Linked DNA regions of Mus musculus: region 1 is linked to region 2. The links are chromatin loops, found by intact Hi-C in ENCODE. Cell type or tissue: gastrocnemius. All regions are shown on one strand. Links, peaks and the distances in the headings refer to the core of each region. The heading gives the core; the rest is flanking DNA. Region 1 overlaps Baz2a (bromodomain adjacent to zinc finger domain, 2A). Region 2 overlaps Stat2 (signal transducer and activator of transcription 2).

The links. A loop is a pair of places that touch in the nucleus more often than their neighbours do. Peaks named below come from ENCODE experiments on the same cell type or tissue, not always from the same donor. Only the 100,000 strongest peaks of a DNase experiment are listed, where the experiment ranks them.
Region 1: it touches region 2 in a loop (1.8-fold over the local background); 4 of 42 quality-filtered maps call a loop at or near these places.

The regions. Positions count from the first base shown.
Region 1 is chr10:128,128,536-128,136,862 of GRCm38, reverse strand. Baz2a (bromodomain adjacent to zinc finger domain, 2A) reads right to left here. Exons shown (of 30, transcript NM_054078.2): 30 at 7,560-8,327. It overlaps Rbms2 (RNA binding motif, single stranded interacting protein 2), which reads left to right. Exons shown (of 13, transcript NM_019711.2): 10 at 1,756-1,866; 11 at 2,655-2,735; 12 at 3,138-3,222; 13 at 3,496-7,393. The coding sequence ends at 3,218. Among named protein-coding and RNA genes, the nearest start is that of Gm51821, 7.1 kb to the right of the region's middle. In gastrocnemius, for the core only: no CTCF peak of the experiment used is centred there; a DNase peak (open chromatin) is centred at 4,840.
Region 2 is chr10:128,280,825-128,289,151 of GRCm38, reverse strand. It overlaps Stat2 (signal transducer and activator of transcription 2), which reads right to left. Exons shown (of 24, transcript NM_019963.2): 9 at 7,912-8,070; 10 at 7,710-7,802; 11 at 7,444-7,503; 12 at 7,033-7,050; 13 at 6,347-6,440; 14 at 5,995-6,039; 15 at 5,836-5,919; 16 at 5,570-5,668; 17 at 5,333-5,468; 18 at 5,173-5,225; 19 at 4,960-5,054; 20 at 4,069-4,205; 21 at 3,698-3,880; 22 at 3,434-3,491. Among named protein-coding and RNA genes, the nearest start is that of Il23a, 13 kb to the left of the region's middle. In gastrocnemius, for the core only: a CTCF peak has its summit at 4,895 (motif pointing right); DNase peaks (open chromatin) are centred at 4,065, 5,017, 5,382, 5,862 and 1 more place.

The DNA.
Region 1 (8,327 bases), core at 162-8,161, 150 kb after region 2:
CTGAAGACAGCTACAGTGTACTTACATTAAATAAATAAATAAATAAATAAATAAATAAATAAATCTTTAAAAACAAAAAAACAAAAAACCCCACATCATCCTGCTTCTCTTTTTACCCTCATTGTAGATCACTTTCATGTGAGTAGATACTCAAATATTGGGGCCTTGGGAATCGTTTTGATAAAAATGTTTTTTGGTTTTGTTTTTGTTTTTGTTTTTTGAGACAGGGTTTCTCTGTATATCCCTGGCTGTCCTGGAACTCACTTTGTAGACCAGGCTGGCCTCGAACTCAGAAATCTGCCTGCCTCTGCCTTTGGAGTGCTGGGATTAAAGGTGTTTGATAAAAATGTAACTTTATAGCCGGGCATGGTGGCACACACCTTTAATCCCAGCACTTGGGAGACAGAGGCAGGTAGATTTCTGAGTTCAAGGCCAGCCTGGTCTACAAAGTGAGTTCCAGGACAGCCAGGGCTATACAGAGAAACCCTGTTTCGAAAAACAAAAACAAAACAAAACAAACAAACAAAAAAGTAATCTCATTTAATATATTTTGTTATTCTCACAACATCTTTTAAGCAGTCCTTTTACTTTATCTGTATGAGTGTTTCTTCTGGGAGAGCAGAACATGGTCTTAGCTGCTGTGTGTGTGTGTGTGTGCTCGCGCGTGCATATGTGTGTATGTGTGTAAAGGTCAGAAGGCAATTTATGGAAGGTTCTCTCCATTTACCTCGTGGGTTTTGGGGATCTAATTCAGGTCTTTAGATTTGGTAGCAAGTGCCTCTACCTGCTGAGATATTTCATCTACCCCTTTGCCTGTTTTTAACTGCGTTATCTGAGTTATAAGCTGCTAGTATTTGTTAACAGTGTGCTCTTTTAAAGTTTTTGAGACAGGGTCTCACTATGTAGCCCTGGCAAATCTGGAACTCTCTTTGTAGACCAGGCTAGCTTCAGATTGACAGATCTGCCTGCCTCTTGCCTTCTGAGTGCTGGGATTAAAGATGTGTGCCACCACAGTCTGGCTAAGCGGTTTGTGCTCTGAAGGGACATGTCAGTTTGCGGGGGGCTTTGCTGAACAGTCTCATTCCTTGAGCCTAGGCAGTTAACATTTTTATTTGTCTTTGCTTATGTTAGAGAGTGACTCAGACATCTCCTCTACAAGTACCTAACCCATCTTGGATGCAATACCAGTTGTACTTCACGCAGCCTTCAGTGAGTGTTCAGAAGGGAAAGAGACAATCTGATGTAAAGCAAAGCAAAGGGTTTTGATGGCAGGATGTGTGGGTGTGAGCTCTGGCTCAGGCAGTAGGCGCACCAACAGTAACCTTAATTCTGTGGGTTTGTTAGTCTTAGACGTAGGTCCCTGCAGACTAAAGGTGAGGATGCTGTTGTTCCTGTTGTAGAACTCGGGTTAATTCTCAGGACTTGGAAATGTCAGCAGACGGTACTCTAGTTCCCGAATAGTTTGCTTCCTGATTCTAGTGCACTTAAACTGTTCTTAAAAAGCAAATCAAAGTCTGGGTGTAGAGACACAGGCCTTTAATCCCAGCACTTGGAAGGCAGCAGCAGGTGGATCTGCGAGTTCAAGGCCAGAGTGGTCTACAGAGTGAGTTCTGGGACAGCCAGGGTTAAACCTGTCAAGAGACACAAACAAGCAAAACAAAAACAAAACACTGGTGGCCCTGCTTGGCATCCTTGCCACTCAGGTGTCTTTACAGGAGGGTGCTGCTTAACCCTTCCCTTCATTGCCTTCTCTAGGGCTCAGTTCTGACACCAGGGATGGACCACCCCCTCTCTCTCCAGCCTGCCTCCATGATGGGACCTCTTACCCAGCAACTGGGTCACCTGTCACTCAACAGTCTGGGCACGGTAAAGGATTGTCTGTGGTTATTAACCCTGCAGAATAAGAAGTGCCTAGGAAATGCTCCTTGGTACCTGTGGTTACGCAGGACGCAAGTGTGTCAGGGTCAGCAAAGGCAGGCTCAGAACTGCAGTAAATGCTTCTAATCCTTATACTCAGGAGGCTGAGTCAGGAAGACTTAAAAGTTCCAGGCCAGGCTGGAGAGATGGCTCCGTGGTTAAGAGCACTGACAACTCTTCCAGAGGTTTGGAGTTCAATTCCCAGCAACCACATGGTTGCTCACAACCTATCTGTAATGGGGATCAGATGCCTTCTTCTGGTGTATCTGAAGACAGCTACAATGTACTCATATAAATAAAATAAAATAATAAATCTTAAAAAAAAGTTCAAGGCCATTGATAAACAGAAAAGAATCAGTAAGCTGGGGATATACCTTCCTGCCTACCTCTTACCTGCTTCCCAGTCACGGAACTAAATGTGGTTTAAACATTTGTGAATTTGCTTAGGCGCCAGTGCATATCTCCTAGAAGAGCTCATCAGAACACTGAAAGGGAAGGGATGAAGCTCAAGGCTCTTTTAGGTCTGACTGGTGCAGGAGAGCTGGTGGCAGTGAGTTGAGGGTGTGGAGGAAGAGAGGGAACGCAGTGAGGGAGGGACATCAACGTGTCTCTAGCTGGCATCCTCGGGCACTCCAGGGACATTTTAAAGAAGCACCCACAACAATAAAGGTCTCTGTGTTTTCTGAAGCTCCTGAGGGCTTTAAACTAGCTGAGAACCATTGTTTTTGTTTTTGTAGTTCATGCCGGCAGCTGCTGCTATGCATGGGGCTTACATCTCCCAGTACCCAGCTGTGCCTTCTTCCAGTGTTTCTGCTGAGGTAGGAGCTTTTTCGGTTCGTTTTGTTTTGTTTTGCAGTGAGGCCAGGACACATCAAGGGCAGATCTCTGAACTGTGTACTCCTCTCTCGGTACTGCCTACCGCCGGCATCCTCACTGGTGGTTGTGAGGAGAGCAGGAGGCGGCTTCATTGGTGTTTAGCCAGCCTGCTCTGTTCAATTTAGACAGGGATGCTGACTTCAGCTGCCTCAATACTCTGAAAATGAGCAAATGCTGAAGTATTTTCCAAGGTAGCTGGACCACTTTGCCCGCTTTCTGGCAGTCTGGATGTTGGATGCACACATGCGTTGGGGGCGGTGTGTGTGTGTGTGGCTGAATTGGGGAGGCTTTAGTGGGAGGTGCGTGTAGGAATGCTTCAGTAACTTTCCTTGGCTGTGATACAGGAGAGCAATGGCCAGCAGAATCAACTGGCAGTGGAGCCCCCCTCAGACCACGGGGTCTATCCTTTCCAGTTCAGCAAATAATGAGGTAAGAACTTTATGGTGGGGAATGCTGCTATGCTATGCTGAACTGGAAGATGGTGCTTGCAGCTTTGTTCTGCCAATAGCCAGACAGGTTAATTAATAGTCGTGTCCTCTTCGTATCGTCTCCAGCTAATGCCTCCTTTAGGATTCTTTCCCCCCATCTTTGTTAAACAGAAAGGAACTCTTGGAGATGCTCACAGACTCCAGAAGGTTTAGCAAGTTACAAGCCTAGCTGTAGCCTGCTGAGCACTAACACCTGGCTGTCATTCCCTCACAGGTCCAGACCTGGGGAGAGAAGCCTATGCAGTCCTCCTTGGGCTCCTTCCTGTGGCTGATGGAACCTGAGGAATCACGTTGGTTTTTTTTTTTGAATGTGCTACATTCAAGATCAAAAAGACTTTTTTTTCTTTTGCAAAAGAAGTTTCTTGCTTTGTATTTAATTGCAGCGAACCTTTCTCCTACCCCAAAGACACCAGTTGAGGTGCTTCTCATCTTCGAGAGGTTTGGGTATGTTGGGCTTTTAAAATGGTTTAAGAACAATCGCAGTGCTGTGAAGTCAGTGAAGGGGCGCTGCTTGCCAGGTTCAGTTAGGGACTATTTTCAATGTGTGTTTTAGATATGCAGGCTTAAAACTTTTGTTTTGCAAAGCTCTCAACACACACTTTGCACACACCCACCCACCTCCCTCCCACGCACTGTTTAAGGCAGGGTCTCACAGTGCAGTCCTGGCTGGCTGACAATGTAGACCAGGCTGGCTTTGAACTCAGCGATCCTTCCCACTCTGTCTGAGTGCACCGCCATGCCTAGCTAGTTGTTTTTTTTTTTTTGGTTTTTTTTTTTTCAAGACAGGGTTTCTCTGTGTAGCCCTGGCTGTCCTGGCGCTCACTTTGTAGACCAAGCTAGCCTCGAACTTAGAAATCCACCTGCCTCTGCCTCCCAAGTGCTGGGATTAAAGGCGTGCGCCACCACCGCCCGGCTAGTTGTTTTTTAAAACTTCTCCACAATGGTCTTTTTTTCTTTTCCATTTAGCTTAGCCTGCCTACTTTGCCTTTTTACAATTTTTAATTTTATGAATTTGATTTAAATTTCATGTGGAATTGGGGGAAGGGAGAGCAACGCACAGGTAGAGAAGTGTGGCAGTAGAGGTTGCTTTCCCTCTGCCCTCCTGGCCTAGGAGGGGTTAGACTTTGACTTCAGGAAGCAGACATGTGACAACCATGCAGCCTTTGGAAACCACCTTCAACCAACTCTGGTGGCAAGTGCCACTGAGAAGTGGCATCCAGCTTCAGCATCCTGGATACCTGCTCTGCCTCCTGGAGGGTCTTGGGTCTTCATCCTGCCCCAGGTCTCACAGCCCCTGCCCCTGCTGAGCAAGTTCTGCCTTCCACTTTACCAGGAGGTTGTTTTGTCCCCGAGAGGCTGCTGTCTTGTCCATCATCATCCTTGATTACCAAGCCTGGGGAGTATCATGTGTGCTGGTCCTGAACACCTGACAGAACCTGGCCCCACTCCTCCACCCCTTATTCCCTGGCAGTTATTTGGTGTAGACTAAACCCCAGTCCAGCCTTGGACATGGAGCCTGTTAGTTCATGTACTTGGCCAGCAGTGACATCTGTGACTTTGCCTCCTGGAGGATCTTTTCTGCCTGGGTTCTCACAGCCTCTCATCCCAGCTGCACATGGCTGTACTCAAGTGGTACTTGGCTGAATCACTTAATTCAGCAGGAGCCATCTTATTTAGCAGGGCTCACCCTTGGTTGTATGTACATGCCAAGTGCACACAGTTTGAAGGGATGAAAGCAAGAACTGTTGTGTATACTGTGCATGCTTGAGAATGGACTGAGCTTTCTCTATGCAGCATACCCAGCCCAGCCCTGGTGTTTGGACCCCTTCCCCAGGGAACCAGACCACCAGAAATAATTTTCCTTCTTGTGGAAGGACGACGGGGTGCTAGGATAGAAAAAGGCAAGACTCACAGCTCCCTGGCCACTCAAAGGTCAGGAGGGACTTGTAAACATGCCTGCCGTTAACTATTCCCTTCTGCAAGACTTTCAGCACAAAATGTGACTTGTTACATCACATCCCTTCACGTCATAAGTACACCTCCAGTAGACAAAGCAATGGAGATGGGGAAGTGTGTCCAGAGGTCAGTGTGAAAGAGGAAGGGCAGGGCATGGTGATGGTGAGAAACTGGCTCAGCAGCTGTGCACACTACAGAATTGGGAATCCTGGCCTGACTGTGCTGCTGTGCGTTCTAGACTGAGGAAGGGGCTGAGGACAATGGACAGCATAAAGTACAAAATGACCAGTTTTCTCATTGGTGCTTCCAACATCAGGAAGGTCATACCCAGTTATCGACCTCTAGCCCTCTAGCACTCAGTGACAGACTCAGAGCTCTGTCCTGTGGAAACCCTGCTGACAGTCTTGCTGCCACTGCTGCTCCTTCACTGCCTATTAAAAATTGTTCCTTTTTCTGTAGTTCTAAAGCAATTTGAATAACTGACAGTTTTAAAATTTGAAATTACCTTTTTAGGTTTTTCTTTTGAGTATACTGGTTAGGGTTCTAGTGTTTCTGGTTGAACAGGTGTGAGCATGGGAAATGAGGGCAACCTGTAATTTTGTTTTTATAGTGGTTAATGGCACTCACTGTGTAATTTCTGCTTAGTGATTTCCATCCACTCTTTTCCTCATTAGCTCATTACTCAGAAAGGTAGCGACTGAAGACAGGAAGTAGTATGCAAGCCATGAGGGATGAGTTGTAAGCCTCCTCTCCATCATCCTGCCCAAGGCTCCTAACAGTCTCCTGAGTCCTGTTTGCATGGAGGCCAGATAGATGGCTCTGCACTCTATATCTCACCTGTACTCATTTTAGTACATTGTGGTTTTGCTTCCAATCAATCAGAGTGGACTAGAGCTCACACCTGACCTCGTGTGACTCTTCACTAGGCTCCAGGCCTATCCCATCTCATTGGGTCAGACTGTAGATGGACTGGACTTTTGGAGACAGGTCCTGCTATTACTTAGGAATATGTGGGAACAATGATAGGGACCAAGCTTGTGAAGCAAAACGGCTTTGGAAAGGGCAAGTGCTCAATAATAAAAAATGGGGTGGAAGTGAAGCGTTATTTGCTGAGGGTTTCGGAAGGACTAGTTTGTTTTTGTCCCTGGCCCTTCCGGTCAAGTGGGCACCTCCCATTTTGTCGCCAAGAGCAATACAGTTGAGTAGGTGGTAGACCCAAACTCACCCAGCCATTTCTAGACCTGAATTCAGAGGATAAGGTGAGTCTAGAGGTATATACAACCAATGCTTGTTAGACCAATTCTTACCAATTCGGAGCAAGCCGGTGGCTCTACTTCTGGGTAACCTGCCTCTTAAAAGTGCCTTTGATCCCAGTAGTAGATTCAGGGTCTACAGGAGCCTTCCCTCAGCAGCTAAAACCAATTTGTCTCCTCTACTCTTTGCTGCACCTCCCGGAGGTGGTCTCCATGTGGCAGTGATGCCCTCATCACCCTTGTGACCACCGCTCTGAATGTTCAAAATAAGCATTTCCTGTCCAAGCAAATCCCTAAACTCCCTCGTCCTCATTACTCAACTACCTCAGTCTGACAACTCAAGGCACACAAGCACCTACTTGCCTCCCACCATCCTTTACTGCCCTTGTCTTTGTGGGGTTGGAACAAATGCAAACTCCTCAGTTCCACAACCCAAAACTGCTCTTTCTGGATCGTCTTCTCCAGTGACGTTGGCTCCCTACAAGAGCGAACTCTCCATATGGGTCAGTCCCTGTAGGACAAGCCAGGGACTATGCTGTGCAGTCAAATGCCAGGTTTGGAGCATAGCTTAAGACCGCAGAGAGTAAGGACTTGAGTGGTGGTGGTGTGCAGTTTGAGAGAGCTGGAATGGACGTCTCTGCTCCTGCCCTCTGGGCGGGTCGGGTGATGACTTCTAGATGCACTCCTTACCCTGGAGGGAAGTTAATTTATACTTAAGATGCATTTTGTACATTTCCCCTTTACCCAGAAACCTGTAGTTTCATACTCCCATGTCTATGCCAACACTACCTATCGCTCACTCTCCGTGGCTGACTTCTGGTTCCATTTCCTTCCTGTGACTTGGAAGAGCTTTACTTTTGCTCACGTGAACCTTTCTTTTTTAAATAAAACACAAAAGCCTCCTGTCTAGTGTCATCCATGGTGTAGGGAGGGTGCTGGTGCCTTGTCTATTCCTGTCCCACCCCCACAGCGGACACAGAGCACTAACCCAGAGCACAGGTCAACCCATCACACTCATTCTCTAAGGTACAGTGACCTATGCTTCAGGAGAGAAACATGCAATCTTGAGTCTTTTATCAAATGTGGTTTTTATTCAATGACAAGCACTTTTCTACAGCCGCACCTGTGGAACATCACATGGCAAAAACAAGGTATTTTTTTTTCTCTAGACTTTTTTTCCTTTTTTTAAACCTTATTAAAAATGAGATTGGTCCTAAAAATATAGAAAGAAATAAATTTAAATTCACAAAAAACTGTACATTATCAAAAAGTCACTAAGACACCACATTTGGTTATATAAAAAGTCCCTTTTGCTGTAAAAGGAACGTGGAAACTTGTTGGTGTTGATGGTTTCTTGCTGTCACCAGGAAGGGGACACAAAGGGCAGGGAAGGGCTGTCTTTATTTTTAACCTGCTTTCCCTACCAAATACTCTTTGTCAACAAGAGAAAAATCCACCTAGCTTGAGGGGCAGTGAGGATGAGGAAAGAAAAGTGAGAAATGGCCCCTTTGATCACATCCTGCCCACAATCCCTTCAGTCCCCATTTCTACAATCAAGTCTGGGACCTCCTCCTTCTGAGTGCCTGGTCCCGAGGGCAGAGGTGGGGCTGGGAGAGGAGCACAGAGCAGAGCAGAGGCTCCACTCTCCCTCCTCCCGCACCTCCAGTAGCGAATGACTCCAGTACACTTTATGCCAGGGGAAACAGTTCCAAACATCTGACTAACACAAAGTTTGTTACAGCGCAGTTATTTAGATAAAATATAAATATTTATGCATAATATAAAGTCAATTCAAATATTCTTCAATCCACCTCTTATTTAAAAGAAAAAAAATTCT
Region 2 (8,327 bases), core at 77-8,076:
ACACACACACACACGCACGCACGCACGCACGCGCGCACACACACACACACACACACACACACACACACGCACGCACACATACACACACAGAGTACAGTTTCCTCAATATACTGGAAATCCATCTGCAGAAGAATTAAACTAGATATGTATAATCTGCCACATATAAAAATCATGAAGCCAGAAAAATGGCTCATGAGGTAAAGGCAGCTACTACTAAACCCAACAATTCAAGTCCAATCCCAAGACCCACACCATAGAAAGTAGGAACCAACTCTTGCCAATTGTTCACTGACCTTTATACATGGGTTGTGGTACGCATACACATGTGTACACATACATACACACGTACAGAAATAAACAGGACTTAAAAATCAACACAGGGGGCTAGAGAGAAGGCTCGGGTATTGAGAGTGCACACTGAGTGGCATAACGTACGTAACATAAGTGCAGAGGACTCATGTTCAGTTCCCAGCACCCCTGTAAGGAGATTCACAACTGCCTGTAAGTCCAGCTCCAGGACCCCGGTCCTCTCAGAGCAGAGGACTCTGGTCCCATGGGTGCCTACCCGCCTATGTACATACCCCCCCACACACACACTGGTCCCACAGGTGCCTACACTCCTATGTACACCCCCCCACACACATATACATAATTAAAAAATACCTCTCACGCAGGGCATGGTGTCACACACACTTTTAATCTCAGCACCCGGGAGACAGAGGCAGGGAGACCTCTGTGGGTTAGAGACCAGCCTGGTCTACAGATCAAGTTCCAAGGCAGCCAGGGCTACATAGAGAAACCCTGTCTCTGCCTTGAAGAAAAAAACCAAAGAAACAAACAAAAACTCTTAAAGAAAAAAAGAAAACCTACCCAAAAGAGATCAAAGACCTAAACATAAAACTTGAAATTAGCCAGGCAGTGGTGGCACAGGCAGGCAGATTTCTGAGTTCGAGGCCAGCCTGGTCTACAGAGTGAGTTCCAGGACAGCCAGGGATACACAGAGAAACCCTGTCTCAGAAAAAAACCAACAAAACAAAACAAAACAACCTTGAAATTATAAAATTCTAAAAGAGGGCTGGAGAGATGGCTCAGCCATTAAGAGGACTGTCTGCTCTTCCAGAGATCCTGAGTTCAATTCCCAGCAACCACATGGTGGCTCACAACCATCTATAATGGGATCTGATGCCCTCTTCTGGTGTGTCTGAAGAGAGCAACTCTGTATTCATAAAAATAAAACAAATAAATCTTTTAAAAAAAGATATCTACCAGCCAGGTGTGGTGGCGTAGGCCTTTAATCCCAGCACTTGGGAGGCAGAGGCAGGCGGATTTCTGAGTTTGAGGCCAGCCTGGTCTACAATGTGAGTTCCAGGACAGCCAGGGCTACACAGAGAAACCCTGTCTAGGGAAAAAAAAGACAACTTAAAAAATAAAATTCTAAAAGAATGTCTAGGGGAAAAAAAAAGACAACTTAAAAAATAAAATTCTAAAAGAAAACCTTGCAGAGAATTCTGCTCTTGCAGAGGTCCTAAGTTCAATTTCCAGCACCGACATGGGACAGCTCACAACTGCCTATAACTGCAGACCCTGGAGATGGGAAGTCCTCTTCTACATACCACACACAGACACATATGTATTATTACAATAAAATAAATCTCAAAGGGAAAACCTTGCAACTGTGCTATAGACAATAACTTAGCCCTGAAAGCATACAAAATAAAAGCAGAAACCAGATCAACTGCAATTAAGTCAAACTAAGAAAGTTCACAGCAAAAGCAACAATCACCTGAGTTAACAGGCAACTTGCATGTGGGAAGTAACACTTCTAAACTATTCACTCAACCAAGACTTAATATCCAGGAGCTATAAGGAACTAGAAAACCCTCAACAGTAAAAAGGGAAATAAGTGGCTGGAGAAATGGCTCAGTGGTCAAGAGCACTGGCTGCTTTTGCAGAGGACTGGGGTTTGGTTCCCAGAACCTGCATGGAGGCTCACATCTTCTGTAACTCCAGTTCCAGGGGATCTGGTGACCACTACTTCTGGCCCCTGAGGGCACTCAAGGCATGTGGTGCACAGGCACGGAAGCCAAAGCCCTCCCACATATCGGTAAAAGTGAATATATCTTCAAAAAGCAAATAATCTTATTTACAAATGGCTCAAAGAGCTACTGTTTTTCTTTGAGACAGGGTCTCATTAATGTAACCCAGCCTGGTCTCAAATGCTCAATCCTCCTGCCTCATTTTCTCGTGTGCTGGATTACAGGCCCATGTTGCCACCCCTGGCTTGGGTTGAAGACCTGCACAGACATTCCTCAAAAGGAGGATACACACATGGCAAATGGTATGAAAAACAGGCGTTTAACTTATTATCGGGAAAATGCAAACCCACAGTGGGGTACTGTGTCACCGTTAGAATAGCTAATTAAATGAATCCCAATCCCAGGCGGAGCAAGCTTACTCCTATAACAATTCTAGCACTCAGAAGGCCAGGGCAGGAAGCCTGTCACATATTCAAGGCTAGTGAGGGATAGCTACATAATGAACTCCAGACAAGCCTGGGCTTCTTCCGAGTGTGATCCTATTTCAGAAAACAAACAAATGAAGGACAGAAAAAAAGAAATGGGGGTGTAAGCCCAGCACTTGGGGAGGCTGAGGAAGACCAGCCTCAGCGACATGAGACTTTGCATCAAACAAAGGAGTAAGCAACAAAGGTGGGTCAGCGGTTAAGAGCAGTACTGATGCTCTTTCAAGGTCCCAGGTTTGAATCCCAGCACCCACATGGCAGCCCCCAGACTTCTGTAATCCCAGGACCAGGGATTCTGACACCTTCTTCTGTCCTCCACTGCCACCAGACACAAAAGTGGTACACGTACATACATGCAGGCAAAACGTGCACACACGTAAATTGAAAAATAAGCCGGGCACTGGTGGCAAGTGCCTTACCTCTAGCACCTGAGAGGCAGAGGCAGGGAGACTAGGTGAGTTCAAGGCCAGCCTGATCTACATATCCTGTTCCAGGCCAATAGCTCTGTCTCAAACAGAACAACCACAAGAAAAGAAGTCGACCAACTGATTGACTGGTTGACTGATCTGACCAAGCCGTGTAACTTAAAAGACACTCACATGACCACCATTGCTGTTACCTACCCCAGTGGGTCCTCTAAAGGACCGAACAAAAAAAATTTTTTTTTTTTCAGAAAATCTATTACTGTCATCAGGAAAGGTCCCGTTAACAGGAACGGTTGTGATCATTACTATAAGGGAGACAGTGGAAAGACAGATGGCAGCAGGAAGCCATGAGAGAGGAGCAGCTCAAAGGGGGAAACACCAGAGGTTGGTGAGTTAGGGAGGGGGGAGAGGAGTGGGGAGCAACTGGAATTAGGCAGCTGGAAGCACTGTCAGCCAGAGAACTCCCAGTGAAGGGTTTGTGTCTCACCTGTTAGAGATCACAATGAGTTTATGTTTCAAATATTTCCTCTGTTCTTCAAAATTAACTGTGGGGAGACAGACAGGAGATGGGAGAGATCAATTTGCTGGTCACACAGGTCAGCGCTCCCCTATTGCAAGACGGTCCTGACAAGGTTACCTCCTTACTGCACACTCTGTATAGCCCTGTCCTGCGTGTGAAGGGAGGGAGCCGAATCTATCAATATCTGACAACACTTTCATTCTAGGAAGGATGTATGTTAAAGACCCCAACCTTTTTCCTGGTAGTAACACCCAAAAGCTTCGTCCCGAGGGATTCGGGGATAGAGGAAGCGGAGTGGGTTCTCGGGGATGTTCTCTTCGGCAAGAACCTGGTAGTGGCGGATGATCTCTGTCAGTGGGAGTGACTGTAACACTTCCTTGGTGTAGGGCTGCACTGAGTAGATTTCGACTTTATCTGAAGGACATAGTGTGGTAACATGAAGTGAGTGAGACTAGGCCCGGGGTTCCCAGACCAAACAGACACCGACCCCAAACAGACACCACCCCCACTCCAAGAGCGGACCTAGGGTCAGGGTGGGAGGGTCCGTATGGGGTGCCTGGCAGAAAGCAGACTGCAGGAATGGTACGGGGGAGGGTGCTGACCGTCATCCTGGTGCTCCACCCAAGAACAAGTAATGCCCCCTTCAGAAGTTTCACTGAAGCGCAGTAGGAAGGTGCCAGACAACATCTTCTTCAGCAGTCTGCGTTCCTGGTTGCGGCTCACAAAGCCCATGATGCGCCTGGAGCAGAGTAGACAGACTGAGGAGAGCACCCAGGTGAGGGGTGAGGAGATGGCTCTGCAGCGAAAGGTACCTCACGCCAGCCTGGTTGCCTGAGTTCAATCTCTAGGACCCACATGGTGGAAGGAGAGAACCGACCCCTGTAAGCTATACTCTGACCTCCACATGCACTCGGGTGTGCGCAGGCAGGCGCTCCCACGTGCACACACAGACAGACAGACAGACAGACACACAAAATAAATACATAAAAATATAATAGGGTTGGGCATAGGAGTGAATGCCTTTAATCCCAGCGCTTGGGAGGCAGAGGAAAGCGTAGACAGACAAATGTGGTCTACACAGCAAGATCCAGGACTGTCAGCCAGAGCCACATAATAGAGACATACTGACACACCTCCGCGCCTCCACTCGTGCCCCCCACCCCGCCCCCACAACTCTGTCCATTGATCGAGGAGTTCCCAATTTCTCTAAGCGTGTTTCCTCATGGAACTGAAGGTGGAAGTACTCCGCCACTCAGTGTGGTCAGAGGGGTTGCGCGAACAGAAGCACCCTGCAGGCTCCAGGCTCTGCAACACAGTGGATGCTTGACAAATTCAGACCACAACTGCTATTACTAATGGGGACTTGCACCGTATTGGGTTGGGTTTTTGTTTTTGTTTTTTTGTTGTTGGTTTTTTTTCTTTCCCTTGTGCCACCAGGGGGCGCCCAAAGTGCAGTCCTGAGCTCAGTTAAGGAAATCGACGCCAGGCCTTACCCATCCTTCCAGAGATCCTTCAGGTGGTCGTGCACCAGCTCCAGAATTTTGTCCAGCCAGGTCCAGAAAGGGATCTTACCAGGGGGGCTCTCTCGCTGAAGGAGGAACAGAGAGGCAGGAAGGGATGTGGAGCTGCCCGTGGTGGGGGGAAGGGAAGAGGTGTGCCCAGTGTTTGGACCGGGGACTAGCGGGACACAGGCTGCAGGGTGTTACCTTGCAAAAGTCTACCCAGGACAACAGCGCATCCTCCATCTTGCAGCTCTTTCCTGTGGATCAGAGTCACAGACGGATGACTGAAGGAGGCCAAGGCCAGGCAGAGGACTCTGGTAGGGGCAAGCCAAGGCTAGGGAATGACCAAAAAGAAAAACCGTACCAAACAGCTTGGTTCTCAGCATGCCCAGCTGCTCAGAATCGAGGCCTCGGCCAACGTAAGAGGAGAACTGCCAGCTGAGCACAGGTCCCAGCAAACTCCAGGGGGCTTTCGGAGCTTGGCAGAAGAACTGCTGGTTCTGCAGGGTTCAGGTGAGCCGGCTCAGAAGCAGCCCTTCCTGCGACCTCTGCCCCTCACCCGCTCGCCGCCTCCGCTGCTGCCGCCTCCTCCTCCTCCTACCTTGGGATTTGGGCTGAGCATGTTGAACCAGAGAATGGAGGCCCAGGCAATGGAGAGTTGGTTCATGTTAGAAATAATCACAACAGGGAGAGTGTCCGTCTGGGAGGAAGACCGGAGTTATGGTGGAGAACGGGATGTTTATAACTGCAGGCATCTGCGTCCGTGCGTGGGCAAGGACACCCACTCCAGGACGCTTCTGTTGGTGCCCTCCTTGACCCTTCCTCTAAATCTGCTGCCTCTCTCGCTCCCCGCTTCCCGTCACTCACCTGCAGCTTCATCTTCAGACCCTGGTACACGTACTCAACCACGAAGCTGATGACATGTAACTCCTCTGTCACTGCCAGCGGCCCCTGAGGGGTCACAGTGATCAGAGCCTGTTGAGTCCCTGGCCTCAGCTCACCGCTCCAGTGACCCGCCAGCCTTACCTTGTTGCCCTTTCCTGCACCCACAGCGCGTTGCTCCACCAGAGTCTGCGAATTCAGGAAACACAACGTCAGGGAAGGGACCCAGAGGCCAAGGCCTGGAAATGCCCCAGCTCCTGCTCCTCCGGATTAGACTCCAATTTTTTTTTAGTTTGTTTGTTTTTGTTTTGTTTTAGTTTTGGTTTTGGTTTTTCGAGACAGGGTTTCTCTGTGTAGCCCTGGCTGTCCTGGAAATCACTCTGTAGACCGGGCTGGCCTCAAACTCAGAAATCCGCCTGCCTCTGCCTCCCAAGTGCTGGGATTAAAGGCGTGCGCCACCACGCCCGGCTTAGACTCCAATTCTTACCCTTCTTACCAAGAAGCCGAAGTCCCAAATTAAGCCCTGTCTCTGGCCCTCCTCCGGGGTCAAGGTTTTTTGGTTTGAGGTCAGAATGTTGAACTTCCGGAAGCTGTTCCAGGGAGAAAATATGTGGAGACAAAGAGCAGTGTTAGTGTCTTCGTTTCTCTCTCTTTCTTTCCTTATTTCTTTGTGTAGCCCAGGCTGGCCTTGTATTTCCCTACATTTCTCTTGCCCCTTTGCTCTGAAGTACTGAAAGTTCTGGTGTGTTCCACCATGGCTTGCTCAGAGTTAGTTTTTAAAAACAGCAGGAAAGGGATAGTGGGTTGACTCAGCAAGTAAATGGGCTTGCGGACAAGTTTGAAGACATGAGTTCGATTCCCAGAACTCCATGGTGGAAGGAGAGAGCATGCCTACTAGTTGTCCTCTGGTTTACACATACTTTCATATTTTTCTCTCTTGATTATGTATGTGTGTGTGTGTATATACATACACACACACACATACGCACTCTTTTTCTAAGCAAACTGTAAAAAAAAATTAAAATAAATACAACTTAGCAGTAAACCAAAATTCCACTTCACTTCAGACTTCCCCCTCTCCTTTTGTCCATGTGCCCCCCCCAAGTCCCCTTCCTCCCTTGAACCCCCACGTGTGTTTGTGCAGGTCATAAACACATGTACATGTCCTTATCAGGCACTTACCCTGGTAAGTCTGAATTCCTGAAAAGAAAGAGAAAAAAAAAGTCACTGGGAGGTAAAAGTAGTCGGGAATTTGGTCTTGGTAGTCAGAGAGACCTAGGCTCACACTGCCTTTTGAGCTCACAGCGACATGGCATGGCCTGGCGCAAGCAAAAGACACGGAATCTCTGAGTTGTGTCTGTGTTTGTCCAATGTACTGGCCACACCTGGCTGGTGGCGCTGCAGGACAATGAAACTAGCCTGGGACACGGCACCTGGGACACGGCACTTGGGACGTGGCACGGGCTCAGGGTGCGGGACGTGGGACGGATGGACAGAAGGCAGCCTGGGGATCCTGCCGTGAAGTGGGTACCTGTGCCTCCAGCCTGTGCCTGTTGGCTGTTTTATTCACATCCTTCAGCTGCCTCAGCTCACCTGTCGACAGAGACTTCTGCTTTGAGTGATTCGCTGCCTTCCTGGAGTCTCACCAGAAGTCTGGGGGTGGGGGGGAGGAACGACGACAGATGATTGGATACAGAGGTCAATCTCAAATTTCGATACAGCCAGAGAGGTGTAGAAAAAAAGGGGGGGTTGGGAGGAGAAGGTGAACTGGAGGGGGGTAAAGTAAGTCTTCACGAGGGACAGGATCTGCACGCTCAGAAGAGCGGAGGGGAAACGAGGTAGGAGCTGGCATACACAACCTTGTTCGGACGGTGAACTTGTTCCCAGTCTTCAGGATGAGGGGTCGGTGGAGAGTCTGGGGCATGCAGGGCTGGGTTTCTACTACAAAGGACCTAAGGAAAGAGGTATGGAGAGAAGGTAACAGCTGCATCTGTAACAACCATCTCCTCGTGTTTCTTCCTTGTTTCTCCTCCACAGAGGCCACCCAGGGCCACTACAGACCTTTGGAGCAGACGCTGAAGTAACTCCATGACTTGGGCATTCTGCAGGTCCACCCCTTGGCCAAACATGTCACCCTTATACCGAAGCATGTGACTCATCTCCTTCAGCTGCTTCAGTAGCTGCCGAAGGTGGAACAAGAACTTTGCTCCAGCCGTCAACCTGGGTAACAGAGTCCAGGGAGAGAGAATGTGTAAGTTTTCTGGGGCCCCACTGAGGCTCTTGAGTGTCCTCTCTTTAATAGTGTAGAGAGTTGGAAACTGACTTGAGCTAAAAAGAGCTCGGAGCCAGGTGTGTGATTTCATCCTTGTGATCCCCAGACTCTCAAGGTTGAAGTAGGAGTGTTGTGAGTTCAAGGCTAGCCTGGGTTATTTACTGTGATCCAGTCTTAAAAATAAGTAAAAGTAAACGCAAGGTTA